Linked DNA regions of Homo sapiens: region 1 is linked to region 2. Evidence: chromatin contacts called from ENCODE Hi-C or POLR2A ChIA-PET data. All regions are on one chromosome and are shown on one strand. Each heading gives the region's core, a stretch centred on a gene start or an enhancer-like site at or near the end of the contact. The rest is flanking DNA. Distances are from core to core; before and after follow the strand shown. Region 1 holds the start of ACOT6 (acyl-CoA thioesterase 6). Region 2 holds the start of PTGR2 (prostaglandin reductase 2).

What was found. Hi-C counts contacts between places; a loop is a spot of excess contacts on that map. ChIA-PET counts read pairs that join two places held with the same protein, here RNA polymerase II (POLR2A). Pooled maps may share reads with other maps.
Region 1: a loop to region 2 is called in a pooled map, with 5 times the contacts of the local background. The contact joins the promoter of ACOT6 here to the promoter of PTGR2 in region 2. A Hi-C loop is called at or near these places in 6 of 50 pooled maps. POLR2A ChIA-PET finds 5 or more read pairs at or near these places in 5 of 52 experiments (BJ, CD4-positive, alpha-beta T cell, CD4-positive, alpha-beta memory T cell and 2 more).

Annotation. Positions count from the first base shown.
Region 1 is chr14:73,611,210-73,613,952 of GRCh38, reverse strand. It overlaps ACOT6 (acyl-CoA thioesterase 6), which reads right to left and starts at 1,436. Exons shown (of 3, transcript NM_001365788.1): 1 at 921-1,436. The coding sequence starts at 1,381. It also overlaps a transcript of HEATR4 not described here. RefSeq lists a silencer at 1-100 and enhancers at 1,176-1,225, 759-1,258, 1,276-1,325.
Region 2 is chr14:73,850,364-73,853,373 of GRCh38, reverse strand. PTGR2 (prostaglandin reductase 2) reads right to left here and starts at 1,543. Exons shown (of 10, transcript NM_001146154.2): 1 at 1,431-1,543. RefSeq lists an enhancer at 1,748-1,797 and a silencer at 1,407-1,809.

The DNA.
Region 1 (2,743 bases), core at 187-2,686, 240 kb after region 2:
CTCCCAAAGTGCTGGGATTACAGGCCTGAGCCACTGTGCCCGGCTCATCATTTTTATATGGTAGAGGTTTAAGTCAGGAATTTAGTTAGAAGGGATTAATCAGGAGTCTTCTTTCTGGGCTACCTTTACCTAGCAAACATCCTGTGTTTACTTAGACTAGGGTTCCTCAACCTCAGTAGTACAGACATTTTCAGCAAGATAATTCTTTGTTCTGGTGGTTGTCCTGTGCATTGTGGAATGTTTAGCAGCATCTCTGGCCTCTGCCTGCTAGATGCCAATAGCACCTCTCCCTTCAGATATGACAACCACAAATGTCTCCAGATATTGCCAAATTTCCCCCAGGGAGGGCGGCTAATCATTGCAGGTTGAGAACCACGTACAGCATGTTTATGATAGAAGGGAGAGGACTGTCAGGCAGTTTTGTGTGTGTTTTTAAACAATTAAAGGGCATTGCCAATACTGTGGATTTTAGCTTCTTTGGAAGTTTGATGTGAAAGGAGGCAAAAATCCTTCTTGCACATCAGCTTAAGGTTTTGCCCATATCGTATTCAAACAAAACCACATGGCTGGCACATAGTGGCTCTCAATAAATATATAATAAGTTGAATGCACTATTCAGCACATAGCTAAAGTGGTGGTGCCTCCAGGGAGGGACGTGAAACTTAAAAAGGAAAGACTGGAGTAGCTACTCAGGAGGCTGAGGCGAGAGGACTTGAGCCCAGGAGTTCGAGGCTGCAGTGTGAGCTACGATCCAGCCACGGCACTCCAGCCTGGGCAACAGCGGACGCCCAGACTCAGAATCCATGACAGACTCTGGAGCGAAGGAACAAGTTCAGGGATGTTCCACAATCACGCGATTCCCAGGACAGGAAAGGGGCCGGTGGGGGTCGCAGAGCTCGACCAAATTCTGGGCAGACTACTCATCCGGCGGCAGGAAGAGCGCGGCGCGCACCGGGCCCGCGCGCACCGGCTCGCGCCGCACCCCCGGCCGGAGAAAGTCGCGCTTGTTCTGCGCCAGGCACAGCAGCCGCCCGGGCTCGGTGTCGTGGCCGTCCAGCACTTCCAGCTCCACGGCGAAGGGCGTCCGCACGTCGCGCTTCACCAGCCGCACCAAGGCTTTCTCGGGCTCCAACGCCCACAGCAGCCCCATGGGCTGGAGCCCCGCGAAGCTGCCTCCCAGCGCGGGCGCGCGCTCCAGGTCCAGCTCGTCGCGGGCGTCGGCACGGTAGCGCGCGTGGGCCCGGAAGAGCGCGCCCTCTTCGTCGCGCAGGGACGTGCGCAGCGTGACTGGCTGCTCCGGGGCCAGGCCGCGCACTGCGATGCGCAGCGGCTCGTCCCAGCAGCAGCGGCCCGCGGGCTCCAGGATCAGCGTCGCTGCCATCCCAATCTGGGTAGAACAGGGGCGACCCAGCTCCGCGGAGTCAGTGGGCGGGCCTGGCGGCTTTGCCGAGCGCTGGAAAGTAGTCGAGGGCGGAGCCCTTAACACTACTCCCATTGGTTGGACTTGGGGACAGGCTCCAGGCCGCTGCGTGGGGCGCCTAGAATTTGTGCAAATACACCAGTGTCCCAAATGAAAGAGTATCTGCTGAAATAAGAGTTAATGACCAATCCGGCCGGGGGCGGTGGATCACGCCTGTGATCCTAGAACTTTGGGAGGCCGAGGTGGGTGGATCACACCTGAGGTTAGGAGTTCAAGACCAGCCTGACCAACAGAGTGAAACCTCATCTCTACTGAAAATACAAAATAGCCAGGTGTGGTGGCGCATGCCTGTAATCCCGGCTACTTGGGAGGCTGAGGCAGAAGAATTGCTTGAACCCAGGAGGCAGAGGTTGCATTGAGCCAAGATTGCACCATTGTACTCCAGCCTAGGCAACAAGGGCAAAACTCCGTCTAAAAAAAAAAAAAAAGAGTTAATGACTATTCCTGCAATCCAATGTGGTGAGTGTCGAAATAGAGGCACAAAAACCACTGAGAGCTAAAGGATTGAGAGAGATACAGTCCAAGAATCTAGATTTTGAAAAAGCATCCCAGGTGATTGTACTCAGGTGACCCCTTGGAGAAACATGGTCGTAATCCGTCCTTTACCCCTCAGTCCCTTACCAAGCCTTTTTTCCAGGGCTAATGGTACCTGGAGCAAAGCAGATGTTTAGGGAGGCAGACCTAGCCGAGTTCTGGTCTGACCCTGATCCTTAATATTAATACCTGGTGATCTTTAGCAAGAAACATAACCCTCTAAATTCAGTTTTCTTATCTGAAAAGGCTTATTGTGACCATTAAATGGGCTAATGTGTAAAAACACTACACTGACACACCTGTAGGTTAGTACCCAGTGAAAGTTTTGTTTTGTTTCTTACCTCACAAATCTAATCACTGGCAGAGTCCATTTTGGGTTGTATGCATACAGAGTTCTGGCAGTAAGCAAGTGGCACTCTCAGCCTGTGTAATTGAGGAGAGTTTTATAAAGGTACTATCTACAAAGGCATGGGCAAGATTTAAAAACAAAAACAATGAAACAAGATTCGGTGTAGAACCCTGAATCTGAAGGTTCAAGGGAAGGGGGCAGTCTGATAGGAGTTGTACCTTTTTTAGAAGGAACCTATGGTTTGTGGCAGGAAGGAGGAGACTATAAGTCCCTTGACTCTCCTCTTGTTTTTCAGTATCTTGCTAATGCCTCTCTTTGGCCAAACCCAACCACACAGCTCAACCTAGCTGGGAACATAGCAGGGTGGAGAAGGAAGAAGA
Region 2 (3,010 bases), core at 294-2,793:
TCCAGCATGGGCGACAAGAGCGAAACTCCATCTCAAAAAAAAAGAAAAAAGAGAAGAAAAAAGAGGTACAGAAAGAGAATAATTCGCCCAGAGTCGCCCAACTTGTAATAACGCTAGAACCCATACTCCAACACGGCACCTGCTATTTCCATCACATGAGCTTCCTAATACCTTTTAATACCCTTATTTCGTGCGATTATTCTGCCACTAGCAACCCTGTTGACCACGCCTTGTTATAAAACGTATCTTTCTGGGCCCAGAGCCGTGGCTCACACCTGTAATTCCAGCACTTTGGGAGGCTGAGGTGGGAGGCTCACTTGAGGCCAGGAATTCGAGACCAGTCTGGCCAACATGGGAAAACCCCGCTCTACTAAAAATACAAAAATTAAGCGTGGTGGTGGGCGCCTATAGTCCCAGCTACACAGGAGGCTGAAGCTGGAGAACTGCCTGAACCCAGGAGACTGAGGCTGCAGTGAGCCGAGATCCAGCCAGGACACTCCAGCCTGGGCAACAGAGCGAGACTTTGTCTCAAAAAACAAACAAACAAACCACGTGTCTTTCTGGATCTCTCTGCCAGTCTTCTCCTCCCCTTCCGGTTTTCTGGTCTCCCCCTTCCCCTCCCGAAGTCTTGCATGTGGAGATTCCTATCTTGCTCTTCCCTTTCTCAGTGACCTCCCTGAGCCCTGTGGCTCCTCCTACCAACCACTTTATATGGAAATTAATAATAATTTGCGTCTCTAGCCCAGAATTTCAAACTAACTGCCCAGCTCGTCAGCGCTAAGAGGATAAGGACTCGTCTGCTTTGTTCAATGATGTGAATCCAGGCCGGGCGCGATGGCTCACGCCTGTAATCCCAGCACTCTGAGAGGCCGAGGCAGGCAGATCACGAGGTCAGGAGATCAAGACCATCCTGGCTAACACGGTGAAATCTCGTCTCTACCAAAAATACAAAAAATTATCCGGGCGCAGTAGTAATCCCAGCTACTCGGGAGGCTGAGGCAGGAGAATCGCTTGAACCCGAGAGATGGAGGCTGCAGTGAGCCGAGATCGCGCCACTGCACTCCAACCTGGGCGACAGACAGAGCGAGACTCCGTCACACACACAAAAAAATGTGAGTCCAATCCCCTATGCCCGGCGCATGGTACGTGCTCAACAAATCTGTGTTAAATGAAAGTTTCAGAGGCACCTCAAACACAATTACGTCAAAACCTCAGGTTGCTTTCCCCCAGTAATTCAAAAAAAACCCCAAAACCTGCTTCTGTTTCTCGAGCATTCCCTATCTCAGTGTTGCGGGCAATAACGCCAGTGTCCCCGGTAGCTCCGGGAGGACGCCTAGAAGTCACCCTGGTTGAGAGTCTTCTTCCTCACCGCTGGGGCCCGAAGCAGCTTCGGGAGCCACAGTCGCGGGAGCCGCTCGCGCGTCACTGACCCTGTGGAGCCCGGGTGAACGAAATCTCGCGTGATTTGCCGGAAAGAGGCTGTACTGCACGACCCCAGCTCGCCCCCAGGCCTCGGCCCTCTGACCGCAGTACGCAGGCGCGCGACTAGGCCCGGCTCCGCGCCCCCTCCCCTCCCAGGGGCGGGGTTTGGAAGCTTAGGGATTGGAAGTTTAGGATTCCTGGGCGCCCCACGTTTCCGGGAGAAGCAAGGGAAATGCGGAACGTCAGGGGAGAGTTACTAGTCTGGGCAAAGTGCATTAATAACTTAACTGAGATTGGTTCCTTGTGGCCGCCCCTACTGCCTTGACCCAAAGAGCAAATCTTGCAGCCTTGACCAGTGAGTTCACATTTAGCAGTCCGTGAAGAAGTTTTATTAGTTTTGTGGATTTCTCCCTGAACCTCGATTGGGAAATTATAGTGAGACAGGGACCGTCAAGCCTACTCCTTGTTTTATAGATGGGGAAACTGAGTCTCGGAGAGCTGATGTGATTGGACCACCTACCTTTCAGCTGGTTAGGGGCAGTGCTGGGATAAAACCCCTCTCTCCGGACCCTAATCCAGGGCCCCTTTGCGCCTCTTTTATTTCACGAAGAATACCAAATTCCTCCAAGATTACCAGTGTGGGCTGATTTCTCAATTTCATTCATCGTTAGTCGTCTCCTTTTGTGCTGGACTGGGTTGAGAGAAGTGTATACCTAGGACAGCTTCGGATCCCCAGGGACTTCAAACCCTAAGAAAGATCATCTGAATTAGGCAGGTATAAGAATTGCTTGTATTCATGTGGGAGCTAATAGCTCAGCACAAGTCATGCATGGAGTAGCTGAAAGATGACTAGGTTGGTGAGCAAGGGAATAGTGATCAAACAGGTTGGAGTTCCTGGTAGCTTTATGTCTGAATATTTTTGCTTCTTTGGGAAAGCTTCAGGAAGGACTAGGAGAATTACACTACTTTGCAAACATTTTCAGACAGGAGCTAATCTCTTTTATCTGTCATGGACAGGTAGACAGACCTTCAATGCCTTTTGTAATGACTTAAACCAAATGATGAAAAATAAAATGCTCAAATAGACAAAAAGTAGTAGTATAAAATAAAGGTAATCTAGAACTTGATTTAAAAGAAACACTTTCAAAATAGAAAAGAAGCCCTGCAATATTAAATTAGTTTTGGGGCTGGACGCAGTGGCTCACGCCTGTAATCTCAGACCTTTGGGAGGCAGAGGCAGGTGGATTGCTTGAGTCAGGAGTTCGAGACCAGCCTGGGCAACGTGGTGAAACCGCATTTCTTCAAAAAATAAAAAATAAAATGAAATTAGCTAGGTGTGGTGGTGCTTGCTGGTAGTCTCTCAGCTGCTCAGTAGGCTGCAGCGAGCCTTGATCACACCACTGCACTCCAGCCTGGGTGACAGACTGATACCTTGTCTCAAAAATTTTAAATATATGTATGTGTATTAATTAGTTTTAGCTCTCTTGATTCTAGGGTCTGTGAACTCCTTGTAACAAGTGTGATTTTTCTCGCCAAAATGAGTTCCCAAAAATTCAAGAGATGAGTAGAGGATTTATAGGTACATTTC